2 separate regions of the Mus musculus genome follow, and region 1 is linked to region 2. Evidence: chromatin loops called from intact Hi-C (ENCODE). Cell type or tissue: heart. All regions are shown on one strand. Each heading gives the region's core, and the rest is flanking DNA. Links, peaks and the distances in the headings are about the cores only. Region 1 holds the start of Ppp1r18 (protein phosphatase 1, regulatory subunit 18). Region 2 holds the start of Mrps18b (mitochondrial ribosomal protein S18B).

Region 1 (10,974 bases), core at 1,060-9,059, 47 kb after region 2:
TTCCTCAGACACTCTCACACAGACATGCAGCCAACCACCCGTGCACACAAAATAATAAAGAAATAAATAAATTAAAAAAAAAAAAAAAGCTGACATTCAGATGGAGGGAGGTGACCAGTCTGAGGCCAACCTGATCTACATAGAGACCCTGTCTTTAAAAATAAGCACACACAGGCTGGAGAGATGGCTCAGCAGTTAAGAGCACCGACTGCTCTTCCAGAGGTCCTGAGTTCAAATCCCAGCAACCATGTGGTGGCTCACAACCATCGGTAAATGGGACCTGATGCCCTCTTCTGGTGTGTCTTAAGAGAGTGATGGTGTACTCATACACATAAGATAAATAAATAGATAAATAAGTCTTTAAAAAAAATAAGCACACACATACCCACACAACCACAAAAAAAGAGAGAGATTTTGCCATGGCAAGGACTGGGTAAGTAAGGCAGAATTAGGGTCTCTTTCCTTCGCTGCTGTGATGCAGAGGTAGTATACAAGCCAGCCAACCAACCAACCTGAAGTGAGATGGGCACTCCAGATTCAGGAATGGATAAGACAACAGAAAGGTTTGGACAAGCCAAGGGATGTTCAACATACAGAAGAGTCCCTGGAATATGGAACTGACAAAGATAGAGAGCCAAGTCCAGGCAAACACTGGGTAGGAATGGAGAGCAGCCCACAGGGTACTCACAAAAACAGAGGTCAGAGAAAGCCAGAAATCCCCCCAAAACAGGCTGTCTTCGCATCCTTCCCCTTTGCCCTCCTAAGGAGTTCTGGGACGCTGTGGGATTAACTCTGTAATCCCAGGGGTTTAGGAAGACAAACAGAAAGGGATTCCAGGTGATCTGTCCAGGGCATCTGTGACCCAGCATTCCAGAGCCTCCACGTGAACTACAGCATGGCTGCAAGGGGCTGATGAGAGGGGACAACTTGGTCCCTAAGGAAAGCAGGGTACCCAAGACTGTATGTGTCACTCCTTGGGTCCAAATCCTGCAGTGGCTGCTGCTGCTTCTCCTCCTCCTCTAACTCTTCTTGGCTCTCCCTCCCCCCCCCCCCCGCCCCCTTCTTTCTCTAAGACAGTGTTTCTCTTTGTATAGCCCTAGCTTCCTGGATCTGGCTCAGTAGACCAGGCTGGCCTCTACCTCACAAATGCGGCATGCACCACCATCAGCACCCAGTATTCTGCAATGGTTTATTTCACCTCGCTTTGAACAAAATCCAAAGCCTAACCAAATGCAACTGGGTGATATTTGCTTCTGCCTCCAGGCCTCTGTGTTGACTGTCCCCTCTGGCTGGAAGGGGCCTCCAGAGCATCCTGTTCAGAAGCTGCCACATCTGCATCCTGCTCTGTGTCCTGACCATTTTACATGCACCCTTGTACCAATATTTCCATAATCACTCACCCACTTCTTTTTTTTTTTTTTTTAAAGATTTATTTATTTATTATATGTAAGTATACTGTAGCTGTCTTCAGACACTCCAGAAGAGGGCGTCAGATCTTGTTACAGATGGTTATGAGCCACCATGTGGTTGCTGGGATTTGAACTCCTGACCTTCGGGAGAGCAGTCGGGTGCTCTTACCCACTGAGCCATCTCACCAGCCCACTCACCCACTTCTAACCCACTACAGAGACACAACCTCTCTTAATATCTGGGGGGGGGGGGGGGAGTCTGTAGTAAGACATCTTCACACAAAATGCCAGTGTCCTCAAGTCCCTTATATAAGATACATAAGTAAATTGCATACAACTTACACAGGTCCTCCATGTACCTTCAAGATCATCATCATCATCGACTTGGTGTTTTGCCTGTAACTATATGCACCATGTACATGCAGTGCCTAAGAAGGCCAGCAGAGGGCATCAGATACCCTGAAACTGGGGTGGAGGATTCTGAGGAGGATATAGGTGCTAGGAACTGAACCCAGGTTCCCTGCAAGAGCAGCAAGTGCTCTTAATGGCTGTGCCATCTCTCTCTAGTTCTGTTCTGTTTTGTTTTTATTTCTGAAAATAGAGCTGACTAAGCAGCCCAGGCTGGTCTTGAACTTGGCATCCATAGATGGAATTTCAAGCCCATGCCACCCTCCTGGAGGGCCTTGAATATTTTTGGCCTGTGCTTGGTTGAAATCAAGAATAACCCTTGGTGCAGAAGGCTGCGTTGTACCGACTATTCATATACACAGTTGTCACATGTCATAAGATAAGGGTCTGTCTGGACATCAGCTAAGGTTGGTTGGTTCCAACAACCAACAAAGAACCAAGTCTATGGAAAATGCCCAGAGAAGCGAGGGGCGGCCACCAGATGGCTCAAACTTCAGTATCTGAAAAGGAACCCTTACTGGTTCTGCTGTTGACAGACTTAGCCGAATTTCTAGTTCATTCTCCTTTCTTCCTAAGCTCCCTTCTCCAGCCTCTGCAGTTTATCATCTGTTCTGTGAAGGAATTCATTTTACCTACTCCATAGACTTCTGTGTCGTCGTCCCCCCCCTTTGTTTCACCACCCCCCAGTTTCTGACTGGGCTTCTTAGGAATGCATAACCCGAATTAGGGGCGGGCAGAGAGGGAAGTGACTCACTAGATCCTCTCATCAGCTATATAAGGTCACCAGGGGGCCGGGGAAGGAGGGGAAGGTCTCCAGCCAGAGAGGATGCTGGGCAAAAGCACCAGCTACAGCACCCCCCCCCCCCAAAGGACTGGGGTGGTGTCTGTCATGATGGCAGGTTTGATAGAAGTAGCCAGAAAAGGAACTACTTAGGGAAGGTGAGGGATGGTGGTAAGGGTTGGAATAGAGCCAGCGCAAGGCACAGTAATCCTTGCTGAGGCTGCACAGACAGAGAACTGAGCGGTGAGGATGGAGACTCAGAGAGGAAGAGGTAAATGGTCAGGTCTAGGGAACTGTGCAGCCTCTTCCCCACCCCCACCCCCACCCCAGTGTAGCTGCTTCCTGATTCTCTCACCACATCCTGAGTAGTTCTTTCGGGGCCTGGGCCCAGTGTTCCCACTCAGTGCTACCAGCCTTCCGGGCCCCCACCCCAGGCTTCCTGTTTGGAAGGTCTGCTTCCGCCCCTCCTACTGGATGACCTAGGTACGGTCACCAGCACAGGTCCTGCTCTGTACTAGGCTCCTTGGCTTCCCCCAGATGGTTCCTAGGTAGGAGCCACAAAGCCTTGTGTCTCCCTCTGCTCAGTCTCCAAAGCCACAGCCAGCCTCAGTAGGAAGTGACTTTTCAGAACACCTCACCCTAAGAGAATTTCCTGTCCTCTGTCCTTTCTAGCTGCCCAGCCCTGAGAAGAGAGAGCCAATAACCCAGACAGAGGCAGGGGAAGAAAAGTCACGTTCAAGAATAGGATAATGAAAATGGACACTTTGTACATGAATTAAAAACAACAAAAAGATGAACTGGGAGGAACCAAGTGACTCATGAGCTTAGCCCTGATCTTTGGTCCTCATGGTGGCCTATTGACACTGAACACACACACAAACACATGAAAGAAGGGTGAGACAGGCTTGCCAGGCCCTGGGAAGATTTGTGTTGTGTGGAGGGCCTTCTGGTCTGAGGCGTCTGACTGTAGCACTGTCTCTCCTCAGAGATTTTTTGACTTAGGAAAACTATTGGTACATATCAGGAAGGTGCTGGGCCGGAGCCAAAGGGAATAGTTACCCTATCCAGTGCTTCCTTGCATGTCTGCATTTCAGCCTAACCTCTGACCCTCTGCTGGCCTCAGCCCCACCCCACCCCACCCCGCCCCCAACTCTCACAGTGCCTGAACCAGTCGCAGCTCTGCAGCTCTCAGCTCAGCGCAAAAGAACTTCTCTCTGTTTCTACCCCAGGGGAGGGAGAGGCCAGGGTAGCAGGAACAGAGGGGGAAAAAACCCCCGAGGCTGAGACAGTTCTGTGGGGGGAGGGGAAGCCCAGGGAGGAAAGATGGGGGAAGGGACTGGGATATTTTGGAAGAGAAGGCTTTTCTTGTCCCTAGAGAGAAGGAAGCACTGTCTAACATTTGCCCAGTTTGGGGGGAGGGGTAGGCAACCCTGAAGTCACCCACTTCAAATGGCCTCTTCTTGCCAGGAGTGGGGGCCGACTTGGGGTCTAAACTCCTTCTTCCTTCAGCCAGCTCTGTTCCATCACCCCAACCCACCCCCCACCTCTGTTCTGGAATGTCCTCCATTAGCTTTGACCCCCTCCTCCTTCTGGGGCTGAGACCTTCATTCCAACTTCCCTGAACTTCTCCGTCAACCTTCTCTGTCCCCCTGGGTTATTTTCACACGCCTTCACAGGTACGTTATCTTTTCTCTCTTACCAGAGGGTTAACTGGGTCAAAAGCCCAGAGGAAGAAAAGGAGAGGGGACCGAGAGAGTGGGGAAAGAAGAAACAGGCAGGGCACACCCGAAAACGACACACCCCAACACAGCAGTTGAGTGCAGAACAGAATCCTTGGGGCTCCAAAATGAATGGCAAAGGAAGGCTACCCAGAGGAAGGGTGTGTGCAGGGGGAGGAAGGGAGTCGGCAGGAATAAAAAGAATAGAAGACAAGAACACACACATATAAAAAAGCCATCCAGTCAGAACTAGAAAGAGACTTCTACCCAGTCAGGCATGGTAGCTCTCTTACCTGTTTGTGATGTCTTTCAGGGGACCCCTTGACAAGGCAGCTGCGGCTGAGACGGAGGTAGCCCCCCAGCACCAAGATCTCCTCTGCAGTTGGGTACCGCTTCTTCCCAGATCCAGACCCTGCAGCATCAGCTGTAGCAGGGTTGACTGGAGGGGCTGGGCTGGCAGGGGGCGCACACCTCCGTGGGTTGACAGTGAAGGTGTGTCCACTGCGGCGGGGGGCCCCCACCCCCGGTCCTGGTTTCACCCCATAGAACAGACGGCTCATGAGGGGATCCCCAGAGGGTTGGGGGGCAGTTGGGGCCGAGGGTGGGGGAGACAGAGGGGCTGGTGTTGGGGGCCGGGGTTCTGCCGCTTCCTCTTCCTGCTGTCTGGAGCCTTCCGTCCCAGAGTGCTCTGGTGGGAGGGGGGAGGGCCCAGAGCAGAGGTTCTGCTGGGCTCTCAGAGGCCTGCTCTGAGCCTCCGCCTCCTCCTTCTCAGCCTCCTCTTCAGCCTCCATACCAGAAGGTCCTGGGTGCTTCTCTGAAGATGCTGGAGGATCTGGCTTCTGAGTTTGTGTATCTATGTCCCAGGTCGTCCGTTCTCGAGCCTTCCCAGAGTTTAGGGTCCATTTCCAGCTTTCAGTGGGTCTCTGCTCAGCAGTCTCCACTTCGCTCGAGGTGATGTCTTGAACCTCCTTTGTCACCGGAACAATCCCTGAACTCAATTTCTCTTCCTCTCTCCCACACCCTTCCAAGTAGTCTTTCCTCTCTTCACCGGACTTCAGCCTCCACTCTGTGGCCTCCAGCTGTATCAAGCTCTGTTTCTGGGGTTCTCTTGAGTCAAGATTCCATTTATGGACATCTGTCGGGCTGGCCTTCTGGTCACCAGGCTCCCCAGGGCTCAGAATGCTTTCCAACACCTCCTTTCTCTTGGGACTGTCATCTCCAGAACCCGCTAATCTCAGACTCTCCTCTGGAGTTTCTCCAGGGCTCAGCCTCCATTTCTGAGCCTCTGCTGGTCTGGAACTCAGGTCTCTGGCCTCTGCTGGGCTCTGCCTCCAGTCTCGAAGAGACCTCGAACTTGACTCTTGGGCTCCCCCTATCACCAGCCTCCTATCTCTGGACTCCCGGGGACTTAGCCTCTCTTCTCTGGACTCTCTTCCCTTAGGACTCTGATCTCTTAAATTACCAGGACTTGATCTCCTTTCTAGAACCTCCAGAGGCCCAGCCTTCCTATCACCAAGCACCTCGTTTCTCTGCTGCTGCTGCTGTTGCTGCTGCCGCTGTCGCTCCTGTTGGATGAATCGATTCTGATGTACTGGTCCAATAGCCTCCAAAAGGACAGCAGATTCATCTGGGTCTGGAGGTCCAGCCTCAGCATTCCCAGGCACAGGGCTCCCCTCTCCAGGAGGCAGGCCCAACTTGGCTCTGCGTCGTTCCAGGATTCCCCTCTTCCAGGCTGGCATCTGGGACAAGCGATCCCGTTCTGCTTTCTCGCGGCCACGAACCGCTGCCTCCTCCTGCCTCCGCCGGGCTAGCAACTGTAGCTTCCAATCTGGGATAGCGGTCATGGTCACTGGAAGTGAAGGAGAGAGTATTGGGGGACAGGAACAGGAAGGGTAAGCTTCAGAGGAGCCCGGAGACTGAGAATGGGGGTTGGGGGAGGAAGTGATGCGGGAAGGGACGAAGAAGGGCAGGAGGGGACAGTGGAATTAAGAATGAAGATAGAGGAAGGCCGTGAAAGGAAGGACAGCAAAAGAGTCAGGAACTGAAAAACTGAAGAGAAAAGCTGGGTGCCAAGTTGGGGGTGGGGATAGTGGGAGAGGAAGAGTCGAGATTCCGGGCAGAGGCAGAGCTAGATTGGGGTTTGTGGGCACCAGACCGTCCCTAAGATATAAGAAAGGGGAGAGAGGAAAAGCAGGAGAGAGAGAGGAGCCGGAGGAGCCGGGGCTGAGAAGTGAGCGGATTCAGTCAAGACTGCCTCCCCCGGTACGCAGGGGGAGATAAACGGGAAGAACAGGGAACCAGACGGCGAAGGGCGAGGAGATCGGGCAGGAGGTGAGGAGGTGAGGACAGATGTAGAGGGCAGAGGTCCAGGGTAGAAGGGGAGACCGGGAAACAGGCAAGGGCGCCGGCGCCTCTTCGCACGGGGCCCCCGCAGCTCCCGGCTGCCTTCCCGGCTGCGCTCGGCCCCGCCCCTCAGTCCGGCCCCTACCCCACTGTCTTTCCCGCCCCCGAGGCGGGTCAGGGGAAATACCCTCCTTGGGGACTTTTGGTACCCGAGCAAGTGTGCAGCCCCGTACATTCCCAGAACCCTGGCGTCCAGCCGCGTTCAGTCCCTACAATCTCGCCGGCCTCCCCACCGGATACGCTCCAGAACTCGGGCGCGACGAGGACCCACATCACGCCTCTGCTGTCTTCCCCAACCAGGGAGCCGGCTCTCAGGGGACCTTGACCCAAAGGGTTGTGCACCAGAGGGAACTGAAGGGACAATCTATGCAAAAGGGGAGACACTCCAGGGAAGATCTGGAGCCAGGAGGCACTTCTCTTAAAGTGGGAGCCACATAGTCAACTTACACGCCTCGGGGTCCCTAGGAGGAGGTGCAGTGGAGTCAGGCGTCGGGAGAGAGGAAGAGGAGGAGAGAGGCGAAGGGAGATCCGGAGGGAGGGAGGGAAACAGAGGAGGAGGGAAGAGGGAGCCTAAGAGGAGGGACGGAGACGCAGACTGGGGGCCAGGCGGGGGCGGCGACCGCTTTGTCTACGGACAATGGGGCGAGGGAAGGGGGCGCAGGGAGGAGCCCGGCGAAGGGCGGGGCTTCGCTGCCCTCCTTCCCGCGTGGACTCTGGTGGGACTTCTCTCTTGCTGTGGCTATCCCCTCGCTCTCCGTTGTCTGTCTCCAGAGACCTTCACCCGCTTCCTTCCTTGCAGCCCCGAAGAAGCGGGGTGTCCAGACCCACTTCTCCAGCTGGCCGACCCGGGGCGGCGGCCCGTGACTCAGGCCCCCTGAGGGACATGGGGAGGAAGCGGCAGCTGCTTGGAGTCGGACCCGCCCTTCCCATCTCTCGCCGCTCCTCCCCACGCTTTTTCTTTCCCTAGCCAGTCTTTGTTACCGTGGCAGAGAAGGCGGCTGCCAGGCCCTGGGGTCTGAGGCAAAATGGCTTTGGGAGTTCGCTCTCCTCCCAGAGAGTTATTCTGTCTCCCGTGGGTTCCCTGATTTATACGCGGAGAAACTAATATTTGGAGGGAACAGGACTGGACGACTGAGAGATGGGGCGGGTCCATGGGGTGTGGCCCCAGCCTTGCGATCGTTTTAGAGTGCTCGGCTATCACCGCAAAAACTAGGTCTCATCTTCCTTCCCACAATTGGTTCTGCGGCTTGAGAGTCATGGACAGACAAGTGGATATCATATGTATAAAATTTTATTTTTTCTGCAGCGCATATCCTTTGGGAGAGCAGGGAGCCCTGAGTCAACCCGAGTTAAAATCGGGAGACGTCGCCTTAGGAGACCACACAGAGCTGTAGGGAAAGACCTAAGGAGAAACTAAGGCAGGAGTGGGGAGGAAGCACAGCCGCGGTACAAAAGAGCCACTACTTATAAACTTTCAGATAGGCCCTGACATAGCTCCCTGAGGTGGAAACATGGAAGGGAATCCCTGAGGTGCAGAGCCAATAACAGTGCCAGGGGAGTGAGTGCTCCCCAGTGTGAGCTGAGGTGCTCCCCTGTGTGAACTGACCCAGTGTGTGTGGAGGTCATGCTCTAAGAGAAAAGGAGACTCATGAGTTTTGTAACCATTCTTGGCTGGTGAGAGGCGGATCTTGAAGACCAGTGGAGGAAACTTTGAATAAGAATTCAGGATCAAGATTCAGGAACTGAGTTCTCCAGCAGGAGAGGGCACAGCCCCTTCAGGGCATGACTTCCAACCTCCTCCGCGGTCTGAAGCAAACTCCGTCTGGATACTAAGGGATTTGATTTTGAGGTGGGAAGTAAATTCAGGGCTTAGAACTAGCTCCTCACTCTGCTTCCCCATCCTGAGGTCTGGAGAGAAGGTGGAGTTTTCTTTGTAGCTGAGACCGAAGGTAGCGGAGATCTTGCTGGTCAAGCCCATGAGCCAAGCCCAGGTAGAGGGTAAAGAGAAGAGCCAGGAGGAGCCGATCGGTGCCCAAGGTGGGGACCACCCACAGCACAGTCAGCAGCTCCACACACACTGGGTGTCGAAGGTGGGAAAAGAGTCTCAGAGCCCGAGGAGACTTCAGGGACAGGGGCTCGCCCAGTCCCAGCACATGGTAATAAACCTGGAAGAGAGAACATCACGGAACTCAAAGTCAAGCCCTCTATCTCAGTTGCCTCCGTCCTCTTCCCAGCATCCACCCTCAAAGCCCAGGAGACCTACAGTCACTCTCCTTTAAGGCAAGCTGGAGGAAAACAGAGGCACTACAAAGCCGAGAGAAGTCAGAAGAGTTCAGGAGGGAGAGACTTGCAGACGCAGATCTCACGTAGGGGTGTGGGATTCTCACCTGCTTGAGGCCCATCAGTTCAGCGTAGTCAAAGACCAGAAGGATGCTAAAGATGAGGAGCCAGGAAACAACGTGGAGCACAAAGCAGAGGAGAGGTACCCAGGTGGCCCATGGTTCAGCCCGAGCCTCCCATAACACTGGGCCTCTGGGTGTAGTCTCCCAGTACCGCATCACCAACTGGGGAAAGATGAGAGACTGGGCACACCAGTGGTCTCCCTTGCCCCACAATAACCTACGAGGACTCTTTCCGACAGGTATAAACAGTAAATATTTACCATGTGGAGGGTTCTGGGAGGGGTACCAAGGACATGAAGATGGCCCATCCCTACACAGGATTTTTTGGAGACTGGACGGGATGGGGGCTGGTGGATAATAATCACTCAACTAGCCTATGCCAAACATCCATGAGAATACCAACTGGAAGACAAGTGCTATTGTGAGGCCTAGGGAGGTTGTAGGATAAGAACCCGGGAGGAATTCAGAGCTGAAGCAATAAAACATGAACAATGTTGCAAAGGTGAGACTCTCTTAGTGTGCTGGGGAATGTCAAATATATACAGCTTTGCTGATAGGAGAATATGCCCAGGAGGGATGGAGGCTGAGCTCTGCATGTTCTTTCGGTTCCACCAGTCTCCCTTGGCCAGGCCTCATACCTGCAAGGCCAGGGCTGTGCACGCCACATAGAGCGACCTCTGAAGGACGCCAAAGTACCGGGATGTCCACGCCTTCACTGCCTCAGTCGCCATAAGGCTGTGCTGTACCACAAACAGTAGCAGCAGACATAGATCCCAAGCCAAGGAGGCAAGAATGCTCCGGTCCTGCAGGGCAGCCAACCACCCGTGGCGGGCATCTGAGGGAGTTGGGAAGGAAAGGGACAAAAGGCCAGTTAAGATGGCTAGGACATTCCCCTAACCACATCTTTGGAAGCTCTATGTCAAGCCCCTGATGCTTTCAAGATCTTGTCAAGGCCATTCCCAGTTCACTCTGCTGTTCCTTCAATCTTCCATCTTCTCTAGGCCTCCTCCTGGGGAAGGTTTTTAGGTAGGGTCACCTTTAAAAACAAGGTGGGAGGGCTGGGGAGATGGCTCAGTCTATGTAGTGTTGTATAAGCCCGAGGACCTGAATTCAAGCCCAGCATGGTGGTGTGTGCCAGTAATTTTAGTGCTGGGAAGGCAGGGACAGAAGAATCCCCAGAGAGTCTTAGTGGTTAACAACACTTGCTGTGAGGACCCAGCTTGGTTCTCAGCATCTACATGGCAGCTCACAGCTATCTATAACCCCAGTTCCAGGTGAGCCATCGAACCTCTTGGTTTGCCTCAGGTCTCTGTAAAAAAAAAACAACTATGTCCCAAGAATATGTGGGAGATAGGGCTGGAGAGATGGCTCATCGGTTAAGAGCACTGGCTAGAGCAGGGAAGTGGTGGTGCATATCTTTAATCCCAGGACTTGGGAGGCAGAGGCAGGTGGATTTCTGAGTTGGAGGCCAGCCTGGTCTACAGAGTGAGTTCCAGGACAGCCAGGGCTACACAGAGAAACCATGTCTTGGAAAACCAAAAAAAAAAAAAAAGAGAGAGAGAGAGAGAGAGAGAAAGAGAGAGAGTGCATTGGCTAGGAGGCAGAGGCAGGTGGATTTTTAAATTCGAGGCCAGCCTGGTCTACAGTGAGTTCCAGGACAGCCAGGGCTATGCAGAGAAACCCTGTCTCCCCCCTCCCCCCTCAATAAGCACTGGCTGCTCTGGCTGCTCTTCCAGAGGTCCTGAGTTCAATTCCTAGCTACCACATGGTGGCTTACAACCATCTGTAATAGGATCTTATGCCCTCTTCTGGTGTGTCTGAAGACAGCTAAGGTTTACTCATATACATAAAAT
Region 2 (10,974 bases), core at 2,197-10,196:
GTGGCCATCTGTACACTGAGAGAGGAATTCTTCCTGTGTCCTCAGTGATCTGCAGAAGCCCCAGGTATATAACAGATCTGTTAGACTGGCAAAGGGATGAATGGGCCCAAGGTAAAAATACATATATCCAAGCTAGAGTAGAGTTTTAAAGTGTTTTATACTCACATAAATCTAACAGAACCCCAAATAAATATGTATGAAATTTGACAAGTCTTGAATTAAACATTACTTCATCCCTCTGACACAGCTGACTGAAATCCAGAGCTAAGTAAATATATTTCCTTTGTGCCTCTACCTATGAACTAATAGGCCTGACTCTAATGTCCCCCCCATTCAATAGGCAGACAAGGCAGGGGACAGCCTTTAGAGAAACTGTTACCATTGTACAAAGCTGAGCCATGTCTAGTGCCCTCTGCTGGAAATGGGGCCTTGGTACTTTAAAATTCCCGCTTATATAAACAATAAAAAGGCACAATAGCCAAGGAAGCTGGGGACAAAACAGGAATGTTAAGATGCTGTTTCCCACTGTTATGTACACTGGGCAGGATGGCTGAACTTGTCTCCTCACAGTAAAATGTGAATGTTCTCAGTGCCTTTTCTTCAGTATTATTTACTCCTTATAAGGGACCCCAGGTCCTTACAACCTAGGTCTCTTATTTTCACAGGCAAACTGTAAGGTCTTCCAGTGGGAACAAAGAATCCATCATGCTTGGAGCAGGTCTGTGGTGAAGGCCCAATAATGCTGTGACCATAGTGGGCAGGGATAGCGCTCAAGTATTCCCCGCTCCTGCTCTGGAGTTACAAGTTGAGGAAACTTGCTGTAACCATAAAGAACTCAGGTCATGTTTTCTTTTTCTTTTTCTTTTTTTATGTTAGCCAGCTGCTAATCTCCATGAAGGGCACAGACAAACGGAGACAAGGGAACATCTCCTGTGATGGACGTACCTCCACCTTCTAAGTGCTGGGGAATGTTCTACACTTCTTACTAAAGATCCTAAATTCCTATCCAACTTCAAAGTGAATTTGAGTTGAGGGTTACTTGGTTTAAAATGGTGGGAAACCATCAATCCTGGCTAGTCACTAAACATCTACCACAACTGCATCCTGAAGCTGTTCAGAAAACAAGGTCCATGCAAGCCAGGCTACTTTTTAAAAAAGTCTTCTAACAAGAGGGAAAAGAAGCGCCAGCTCTTCTTTGTTCTGCCCTGGGCTGTCTTCCCTCAGTGTCTCAAGAGCTTCCTGTTATGACAGTGAGTGGACTGTCTCAAGTGGGTCACCTTGCATGGTGAGGCCCTGTGCTTCCCTCACCTTTATTTTGAAAATCTTTTAAACTTCTTAAAGTATTTGGCTTTCAATAAAGACACAAAATTACATCCACCACCCTGGCCCTAGAATTCTGGCCACTGTAAGACTCAGGTTCTCCAAGGTTCCCTAGAAATAGAGAGCCTTGCATTTTTCACCTCCCACCTAAGGCCTTTTTACTAATCCCTGCTCACTAGACATCAGGACCCAGTGGTGGACTATTCAGATCCCAAGGTAGGTGCACTGCAGAGGCACCTGGCAAACTGCTTAAAAGATAAAAAAGACGTGTGGTAAATAGACATGTGGAAGAGGCCCTCCCATTCAATCAGAAGTCCAAGCAATAATGAGAATCCACACCCAGCAGAAAATGAGCCCTGCTGTACCCAAGTCACGGTAGGACAGCAGGACAAAAGGCTTATAAACTCTGTCTAGAAACTCCACCCAGGACTTAAAATAAAAAATGAAAAGTATATGAAGAAACTGTCAAAGACTTGACTTTGAAAAAGCTGGGGAAAGAGATAAAGAACCAGACACCCAATACTGCCCTGGAGGGCGTGGCTCGCAACATGCACGGCAGCCCCAGCACTCAGCAGGGAGGAAAAGAGGACATTCCTTTCCTCGATGCTTTAACAGAATTTCTTTTTAGGAAGGAAGGAAAAAAGAAATTCGAAAAGGTGGCTCTTTGGGAAAAAGAAAGGTTGTGAAATGTAATACCAGAAATGTTTTGCTTACCAGAAACCGTAGCTTGACTCCCCCTGCCTCGAGTTTAAACTGCAGCCTCCTTTCCTAAAGATTCACTTCTCATCCTAGTGCCAACATACAGGAACTAAGCAACTGCAGGTGATGGCACTGAGCACAAAGAGTTTATCCCCAAACTGAGAGGTGAGAATAAGGATGGTTTACAAGAAAGTCCTACCAGTACCCACCCTTTCCCCAGACTGTTACAAAGCAACCAATACCCAGGTAGTGTAAGGACCCTTCCTGAACAGCATGGCACACTGCAGTTCCCTCAGGCCCTGCGTCTTGCCCAAGTCTCTCTAAAGCAGTCGGGGTTGAGCTTTTTTCCACCCCTGTCCACTGAAGCACGGAATAGGTCCAAGCAGTTGTGATGAGTGGAAGGTGAAACCAAGGCAATGGGCTGACTTTTAACACAAAACCTAGAGCTACATACACAAGGACCTGGACAGCCTCCATCCCTAGTGCTCATTAAGCTTTTATCCCTGGAAGATTTATCATATAAGATAAAAGAAACAAGAAAAAAAAAAAAAAAAAAAAAAACCCAAAACGTATTCTCCCCAACAGCAATCTGCAAAGGGAGAGAAGACAGCTGCTTGGGGGCGGAGTCTTCAGAGGAAGCAAGCTGATTACATCACCTTTCACGGTGGCTCCACCCCCTTGACCAAGCGTCTAGGGAAGCCCTAAGCTGACTGGCAAAGGAGAAAAACAAAGGAGAGGGACGCCATTTTGTTATGGAGAAGATTCAAAATTTAAAAGGCCGGGCAGATCTGCCGGTAGCTTTACTTAACACTGTAAGGCACTAAGTTAAAAAAACAAAAACAAAAAACAAACAGAAGCCATCCCTCTGACCACCACCCTCAACTTGACCTATCTTAAATCAGTTTAAGAGCCTATTACTGAAAATAAAATCAATTAATATACAATTTTCTGCGGGATAAGAATCTGAATTTGCAACTAAAATTCAACTTACTACCGCCGACCATCCCAATCCTCCCTACAAAAGCCAAGTGGTAGGACTTGGACCCCTCAACAAATAGGACCGAGGGGGGAGGACAGGAGAAAAATGGGTCAAGACACAACCTGCAACGCCGCTTGCAAGACAAAAGGACAAGCAAGGAAAAGTCGCCATATTTGAAGCAGGGAGGAAAAAAAAAATCTTTTAACGACACAATCTTCTAGAAAGATAGCATTCAAATGCACTAATGGCTTTTAAAATTATACTCCTGAGTTCCACATTTCCCAACCTTTCCACCCTCTTAGCTGTATCCACCACCCACTAAAAAAGTATCAAGTTAAAATGTTAATCACTTTTGCCTTTAAATAACCTATGCAAGCTGAAACAATCACAAGACATTCTTTACCTCCCCAAATGTTATTGTATGTACTTGTTACTATGATTTTTGCCCTAAATTTAAGTGTCTTGCAATCTTTATTCCTAGATTGCCACCTATTTTAACCACACAATATATCCCAAGCAAATTACATTAAAATAGAGAGGATTTAACAGTCACTTTAAAGACATAGCCAGCTAATATTTCTCTGCCCATCTCCTTACCCTGCAATCTTTATGTACAGATTGCTTATTAATCTGGCAAATTGAAAGGCGTTCTGCTTGTCTCACACACAAAGAAGTGGGACTTCTGGGCCACAAGATCCACCATCTTTTGTATGTGAGCTCATTAACCCTTTTGAAGACTGCTAACCAGAGGAAGGTAACCATTCCTCCTTATTATCGCAAAGGCTTATGCTCTGGCAGTCTGGAAATCTGCTGGATTATCAAGGGTTAACCGTCAAAATCCTCACTGGCTGGCCCTCCCTTCACCCTCTCCCTTGCCTGCTCCACAGCAGGGAAGAGGCAGGTGGTAGGGGAGAGAGAACAAAGACTGTTTAGACCCACAGGACCTTTAATGGAGATTTAAGAGACCCGATTGGTCCTTCTCTCCAGTACTCTACATTTGTTCTATGGTCTCATTTCTTCCTCTCATTATTTTTGGTTTCACAACGGGAAACGTTGATTTCTTGTTCAAGGCTGGTTTTTGAAAATTCGACACTTACTATCCAATTTTTTTGCGACGTCAGCACCTCGGGCTCAGGGGGGAGGGGTAAAATTTTGGAGGAAAAAAAATAAAGCAACCAACCAGGACCCAAACTCAGTTACTTGTGGGGCCTCATTGGATCAAAAAGTCTCTTTTAAAAAAAGTAAAGACCAACTCAGTTTTCATTTCCCCCCCGCCCAACTCCATTTAGGGAGAGGGGGTCGTTGAAAAAAAAAGTCTGAGTGGATTCCAAAACGGAAATGCTGGATGAGTGAGATTGGGTAGGTTTGGGCAGGGAAGGTGGTTGATTATTTTTGAAGTTATGTGGTGACGGTCCTTCGGCCACAGATCTCAAGTCCCAAGCAGCGTGGGCTGGTGGGGTGGGCAAGATAGGTGGGGAGGGGCAGAAGACACGAGTGGTTGGGCTGGTGGCTGATTTCCCTTTCCCCCCTCTCAGGATCCTTTCAAGGGTTTAGATGTTGCTGAGGCTTGTTTGTTTTCCTGATGGCCGGCCTGTCTTTCTCCGAGAAAATTCAACCTGGGGTAAAAGGAACACAAAAGGAGGAAGGTGTAATCAGTACGGGTCGCCTTTAAACGTTTCAAAGTTGTCGCAGGACGCAGCCGCATTAGGGAAAAACGTGGCTGCCCATTAAATCCGAAACCACCCCGTTCCCCCGGCCCGCTCTCGGCAAAACGTTACCCTCCAAAGCGACGGAGCACCCAAACTTACCTCTAAACGAACCCCAGAATGGCGGCCGCCCGCTCGGGCGGAGTCTTTTATACCCGGCCACCGCCCAACGCACCCTAACGTGATGGAGAACCGCCCTCGCCGGGACACATTGTGCGCGAGGCGAACTCTGATTGGCCAGCGTGCGAGCCGGGTCGCCCGCGGATTGGACGTCCCTCCTCCACCTTCCCGAAGCCCCCTTCCCTCGGTTCCCCTCTTCCGTCTCCTTGCTATCACCTCTACGCCAGCGCGTGATCGCCGCGTCCGGCACCTCCCTTTCCTCTGCCTCCACCACTTCCGCTCCGGCGACCCGGGGTCGCCCTCGGTTGGCCGAAACGGCCCGACGCATGCGCACTGGGAGCACCCTGGTTAAAATCGCAATCAAATCTGCTTTCATGTTAGACACTAACCATGGAATCTAGGATTCATCGTGACTGGTCCGGGAGAAATGCAATTTTGAAGGCTGGTTCGATTGTGACGCAGTTTAAATTCGCGTCTGTGGACCCCGCCCCTTGACGCTTCCGCCCTTAGACATGTGAGCAGCCGCCTTCCGCATTGCGGGGCGTGTCCTTGGCCCACCCTAGTGCGTGTCCCGAGCATGCGCAGTCGCTCTTCCGGCAGGCCGTACGTCCGGTGTGCGTCAAGATGGCTGCCCCCTTGCGGCACACGCTTCTAAAGCTGGTTCCTACACTCTTACGAAGTTCCTATGTAGCTCAGGTAAAACGTTGGAGGGGTTTTCTCTACCTCCCCGTGGTGTCTATACTTTCGATCTTCCTTCCATTAGGAGGAGTCAAGGGGCATGGGTTTTCCCACATGTCTACGTGTCAGCCCTGCACCAGCCTCCGTCCCCTACGGCGCGCGATTTCTAACTACCGAGCGTTCGGGTCAGAGCCAGGGTTACGGGTTATCATCGTCGTCTCCCGACTACCATTAGGCAAAAGAACTAAATGGTGGGGTTGCCCCTGTGGAAATGGGCAGTTTGTAACCAGGTCGTTGGTGCCTGAAGTGGCACCCAGGACGTGTTTGGTTTTTTTTTGTTGTTGTTGTTTTTTTTTTAGCAAAGGACCCTATTTTAAGGATTTTCCCCGGTGTTCGGGAGACAGCCCAGGTTGGTCTCATAGGTACTTTCTGAGCTTTCTACCTCTCCCTCCCAGATTATGGAATTAAAAGCAAGTACACTAGTCCTACTCCACCTCGTCACACGTCATTTCCCCATCAGAGCATGCTTGAGATCATTCTGCTCTCTGGATTGAGATTGCCCTTTAGCCTCAGGTACTCACCACCCTGGAGGTTCTCCGCAGGGCAGGGAGGAATAGGAAGGCTTGTCTCGACGCCACTCCCTAAAATGGGACTACAGAGTAGTGACAGAGGTTACCACCGAAGTAATAACAGGCTTGGTGGCTTTAAAGCTAGCGTTAGGACGCAAATTTGTTTTGCTCTGTGGAATGTTGACCTGCAGCATTTTAAGAAACTGATCAGCGCAGCGACTTTGGGGTTTTCTCATCTGTATGAATCATGCCCAGCTCTCCATTATTAATCTTTGTGTTTTCTTTTTATTTATTTATTTTTGGTATTTTGAGACGGGGTTTCTCTGTATAGCCCTGACTGTCCTGGAACTCACTTTGTAGACCAGGCTGGCCTTGAATTCAGAAATCCTCCTGCCTCTGCCTCTCTGCGGAGTGCTGGGACTAAAGGTGTGCGCCACCACGCCCAGCTTTCTTTTCTTTTTTTTTTTTTTTATTAAGAGATTTATTTATTATTATACATAAGTACACCGTAGTTGTCTTCAGACACACCAGAAGGGGTTGTCAGAGCTCATGGGTGGTTGTGAGCCACCTTGTGGTTGCTGGGATTGCTCTTACCCGCTGAGCCATCTTGACAGCCATTATCAATCTTATTTCCAAAAGTTTGGCATTTTTTTCACACCATAACCAACCAGTGCTCATCAAACGCAGATATTTGTATGCCAAGGTTTTTAAATTGTCACATCCCACTAACATCTTTTACCTTGTTGGCTTATCCTGCAGGGTCAGCTTGGGGCCCTAGGTAGAGTGGTTGTCAGTTTAGCATCAACAGAAATGCTACTTTCATAGCAGAAATGCTATTTTCTTGATGAGTTATACTGACATTTTGTGCACACGTTCCAAACTCTGTCCCCAGTGTATGATAAACCAAATAGTTGCAGCCTCTTACTCCCTTTTTAGGTTCCCCTCCAGACTCTTTGCACCAGAGGCCCTCCTGAAGAAGATGCTCCATCCTCGCTTCCCGTTTCCCCATATGAGAGCGAGCCTTGGAAGTACCTGGATTCAGAAGGTGCCTGAGGCTAGGGGAAAGGAGGGGAAGATGCAGCCCGAAGTGTCTAGAGAAGACCCCTTCCACTCTCGCATGCATAAGTAAACTCATCTGGTCTTGATTTCAGAATACCACAACCGCTATGGCTCTCGCCCTGTTTGGGCTGACTACCGCCGCAACCACAAAGGTGGTGTGCCACCACAGCGGACCCGAAAGACATGTATTGTGAGTTTCTAAGGTTCTCATCTTAATAGAGTGGGAAGAGGCCTCCTAGAAGGTATCATAAATTCTTTCCTTTTTTCCCTCCCCTACAGCGTAACAATAAAGTTGCTGGGAATCCTTGCCCAATCTGCCGGGATCACAAGTTGCATGTTGACTTTAGGGTAAGGAGAGTCTTTTATCCAGAATTAGAATTTGTAGCCTCCTCGCGGCGCTCGAGATTGTCAGAGGTGTCTCACAGTCTTCATATCCCTGAACCTGTACAGTCCTATTTTTCAGTGGTTGCCATTTTGAAAACACCCCTCTTTTGAGCTGGATTTGGTCGCACACACCTTTAATCCCAGCAGGAGTGAGGCAGATTTCTGAGTTTAAGCCCTGCCTGGTGTGCAGAACAAGTTCCAGGATAGCCAGGGCTCCACAGAGAAACTAACTCATCATGAAAAACAAAGAAGATACAGATTTTAGAGTAGACTTGGATGACATAGATCTGTAACCCCACACTGGCAGGCGGAAGCAGAAGTGTGAATTCCACGTTCCAGGCCTTGTCATAAACCTATACTATGTATTACAGAAAGGAAGAGAAAGCTCCTTTCTACTGGGATGATGCGCATAGATTAATTGAGAAGGTAGGAGTCAGTCTAAGTGGGTAGCTTCAGACTTGTTATGCAGCTGAACTGAGACCACACCTAGGTGTGTGTGTGGGGGGGGGTTATATATTTTTTCTTAAAGAATAAATTTATTAAGGAAAAACTTCCAAAGACAGGGAAAGTTCAAGGAAAGAGACCCTATTTATCTGTTAAATCACCAGCAAATATATTGTCTTGTGTGGGTGGGCAGACACTTTCCTCCATTTTACTCTTATGAGACAGGGTCTGTTTATGTATCCCAAGCTCTCCTCAGCTCACTGTACAGTCTCAGCAGCCTGAGTTCTGAGGGCCCAGGTGTCTACTGCCTTGCTTAGTTGTCTGTATTTCCTTGTCCTCCCAGAGTCCATTGAGATGCTGGGACCTGGGGCTAGGGGACAGAGATAAGAAGGGAGCTAAAAGTACAGTAGATTCTCTCCCCCCACACACACACACCCCTCTATCCCCAGAAAAGCCTTCCAAATGATGAGGCTTGCTTCTAAGTGAATGCTAAAGATTATAAAGATGCTCGAGGAGCCAAAGCTGTGGTTGTGCATCAAGGAAGCAGGGCATACGGCATGCCAGAGTGTTGAGGAGGGTGCTCACCCTTGAAGCACATCCTAGAGGGGACCGCAGTGCCTTTCCAGTGTGTGTACGGAGCAGGTTGCAGTGACTGGGATCCGCGGCGGGCGAGTGAAGACGTAACAGCCAGTTCTGTAACTCCACCGATGTGTCTGCTTTCTTCACTCCTCACCTCCTAGCACTGGTCTGTCTGGTTGTTTGATGCAGTTAGAACTTTTAAGTTGCTCTTAGTTACACACTGTATCTTACCATAACCTTCAGCAGCCCAGTGCATTACTTACTACATAGTCATCATTTTGGGGTAATTTCTGGACCTTGATGGCCATCCCTAATTTTTGCTCAAAGGTGGACCATTAGGAGCATGGCTTCTCCAAAACTGGCAGATTATAGGATGTGTGCATGAAATGAATTGGTGAGCGAGACAGAGAGCAGGAAGGAGCCCCTGTGAGGGTTTTGTTTTGTTTTTTGGGGGGCTTTTTTGGCTCTTTGTCTTTTGAGACAAGGTCTCTCTGTAAAGCCCTTGCTGTGCTGGAATTCACTCCACTCAAAAGCACAGACCCACTTGCCTCTGCCTCCCTCGCACTGCTGTGCGCCACCACTCCCTAGCTCTTCGTCTTTGCTTTGCTGGGCTTTTCTTTTTCCGGGAGGGTGGGGGTAGCACTTGCTGGCCTTGATCTCAAAGATAGTCTTCTGCCTCCTGTGTGTTGGGATTACACCTAACAAGATGTAGCCAAGGCTGGCCCTAACCTCCATTCTTCTGTGTTCCTTTTTCATCAAGTTCTGATGGGTTGTGCTACCACAAAGGGCTGTGTTGGTGTAAGGGGGACACACTTAGCCTACAGAGGTCTTGACCAGTCCCTCACACATTTGTTTATCTCTCTCCTGCAGAATGTGAAGCTCTTGGAACAGTTTGTCTGTGCACACACGGGTATCATCTTTCACGCCCCATACACAGGTTAGCTTGGCCCTCCTGTTATGACTTCTATAGTTTTTCCGTGGAGCTCCTTATTATGGGGTTGGGAGGTAGACATTCCTTTGATAGCTCCTATAAATAATAGCACACAGAAGTTTTTGTTTAATGAGAACCATCATTACGATAAAACAGTTAAATGTAGACAAAAGACTAAAGTTTTAGAGCCTCCCTGTAGGAGTGAGGGCTGTCTAAATGTACTTTAAAAGGTAAAGCGTGCCTTAAACTGTGAGTTTGGGGTCAGCCTGGTCTACATAGTGAGTTCCAAGACAGCCAGGGCTACATAGACTCCGGCTCAACCTTTTTTTTTTTTTTTAAAGGTGAACAGCTTGCTTCCTTGTAAAGTTTTCCACCTATCAGTCTATAAATTTGTGTGTATGTGTGTGTGACAGGGTTTCTCTGTACAGCCCTGGCTGTCCTGGAACTCACTCTGTAGACCAGGCTGGCCTCGAACTCAGAAATCCGCCTGCCTCTGCCTCCTGAGTGCTGGGATTAAAGGCGTGTGCCACCATGCCCGGCGATATGTCCCTTTTGTCAGAGTTTTTTTGTTGTCAGCCTACAGAGTGGAGCTGGGAATAATTGCTACTCTGTCACATTCCCTAATTTGAAATCACTTCTTATAAGATCTTTTTCTGTGGATTTTCCAAGTCAGCCTTAACCACATTTGTCATTGAGTCATCTTCTGGCCCATCTGTAGGCTCTGTCATTCCATGACATCTCTGTAGTGGCTGGACATCCAGGCAGATACAGGTCAGGGCCCTGGGGCATTAAATGGTCAGCTGTCTCTGTGTAGAAGACTTGCTGCTGTGTGGGACGCTGTCCAGGTTGACGTTTCTCTCCGTAGGGGTCTGTATGAAGCAGCACAAGAAGCTGACCCAGGCCATCCAGAAAGCCAGGGAGTGTGGTAAGTGAGAGCAAGGGGCAAGGGTTTCTGAGGTGCTTACGTGCTCCCATGTCTATGAGAAAGTACTCAGCAGACTCCTAGTTTTTCCACGTTGGGTGAGTTGCTGGACTCGGAAGTAACAGCTGTAGGTTCCAGGCTACTAAGAGTACATATTGAGATGATCTTTCAGGAAACACAAGGAAGGAACATTCCTTCTTCAGACTACTCTGTCTCCTGAATCTTGACAGTCTTGTGTTTCTTGGTTCTGACCTGGCTTATACAGCACCTTTGCACGGATGAGTGAGGAGGGAGAGCCCATGCAGTGCCCTGCCTGTTCTCTGTCTCCTTGGCAGGGTGTGCTGTGTATGCGCTGCTGGAATGTGCTTGGTGGTTATGACTGGTCCCTCGACTTGTAGTGCCTTTTTCTTGTCTTGAGTCTGACCTGCCCTTCCTCATCCACCATTATTTCCTTTAACCCCGTAGGTCTTCTCAGTTACTACGTCCCCCAGGTTGAGCCCCGGGATGCTGACTTTGGTACTGTGCATGGAGCTGTCAGTGTGACTCCACCAGCCCCCACACTGTTGTCAGGTGAACCTTGGTAC

What was found. Peaks named below come from ENCODE experiments on the same cell type or tissue, not always from the same donor. Only the 100,000 strongest peaks of a DNase experiment are listed, where the experiment ranks them.
Region 1: it touches region 2 in a loop (3-fold over the local background); 8 of 42 quality-filtered maps call a loop at or near these places.

What each region holds. Positions count from the first base shown.
Region 1 is chr17:35,862,421-35,873,394 of GRCm38, reverse strand. It overlaps Nrm (nurim (nuclear envelope membrane protein)), which reads right to left. Exons shown (of 4, transcript NM_134122.2): 2 at 9,760-9,956; 3 at 9,107-9,283; 4 at 7,995-8,884. The coding sequence ends at 8,603. Ppp1r18 (protein phosphatase 1, regulatory subunit 18) reads right to left here and starts at 6,780. Exons shown (of 3, transcript NM_175242.1): 1 at 4,610-6,780. The coding sequence starts at 6,160. In heart, for the core only: CTCF peaks have their summits at 1,849 (motif pointing right), 3,074 and 5,685; DNase peaks (open chromatin) are centred at 3,044, 3,724, 6,864, 7,514 and 5 weaker places; H3K4me3 peaks cover 7,143 bases; H3K27ac peaks cover 6,698 bases.
Region 2 is chr17:35,910,838-35,921,811 of GRCm38, reverse strand. It overlaps Mrps18b (mitochondrial ribosomal protein S18B), which reads left to right and starts at 5,372. Exons shown (of 7, transcript NM_025878.2): 1 at 5,372-5,520; 2 at 7,008-7,116; 3 at 7,223-7,320; 4 at 7,410-7,478; 5 at 9,408-9,474; 6 at 10,334-10,393; 7 at 10,856-10,974. The coding sequence starts at 5,449. It overlaps Ppp1r10 (protein phosphatase 1, regulatory subunit 10), which reads right to left and starts at 4,616. Exons shown (of 19, transcript NM_001163818.1): 1 at 4,096-4,616. It overlaps Mir1894 (microRNA 1894), which reads right to left and starts at 3,923; the gene lies at 3,843-3,923. In heart, for the core only: a CTCF peak has its summit at 5,471 (motif pointing left); DNase peaks (open chromatin) are centred at 2,351, 2,681, 4,931, 5,331 and 3 weaker places; H3K4me3 peaks cover 4,981 bases; H3K27ac peaks cover 4,208 bases.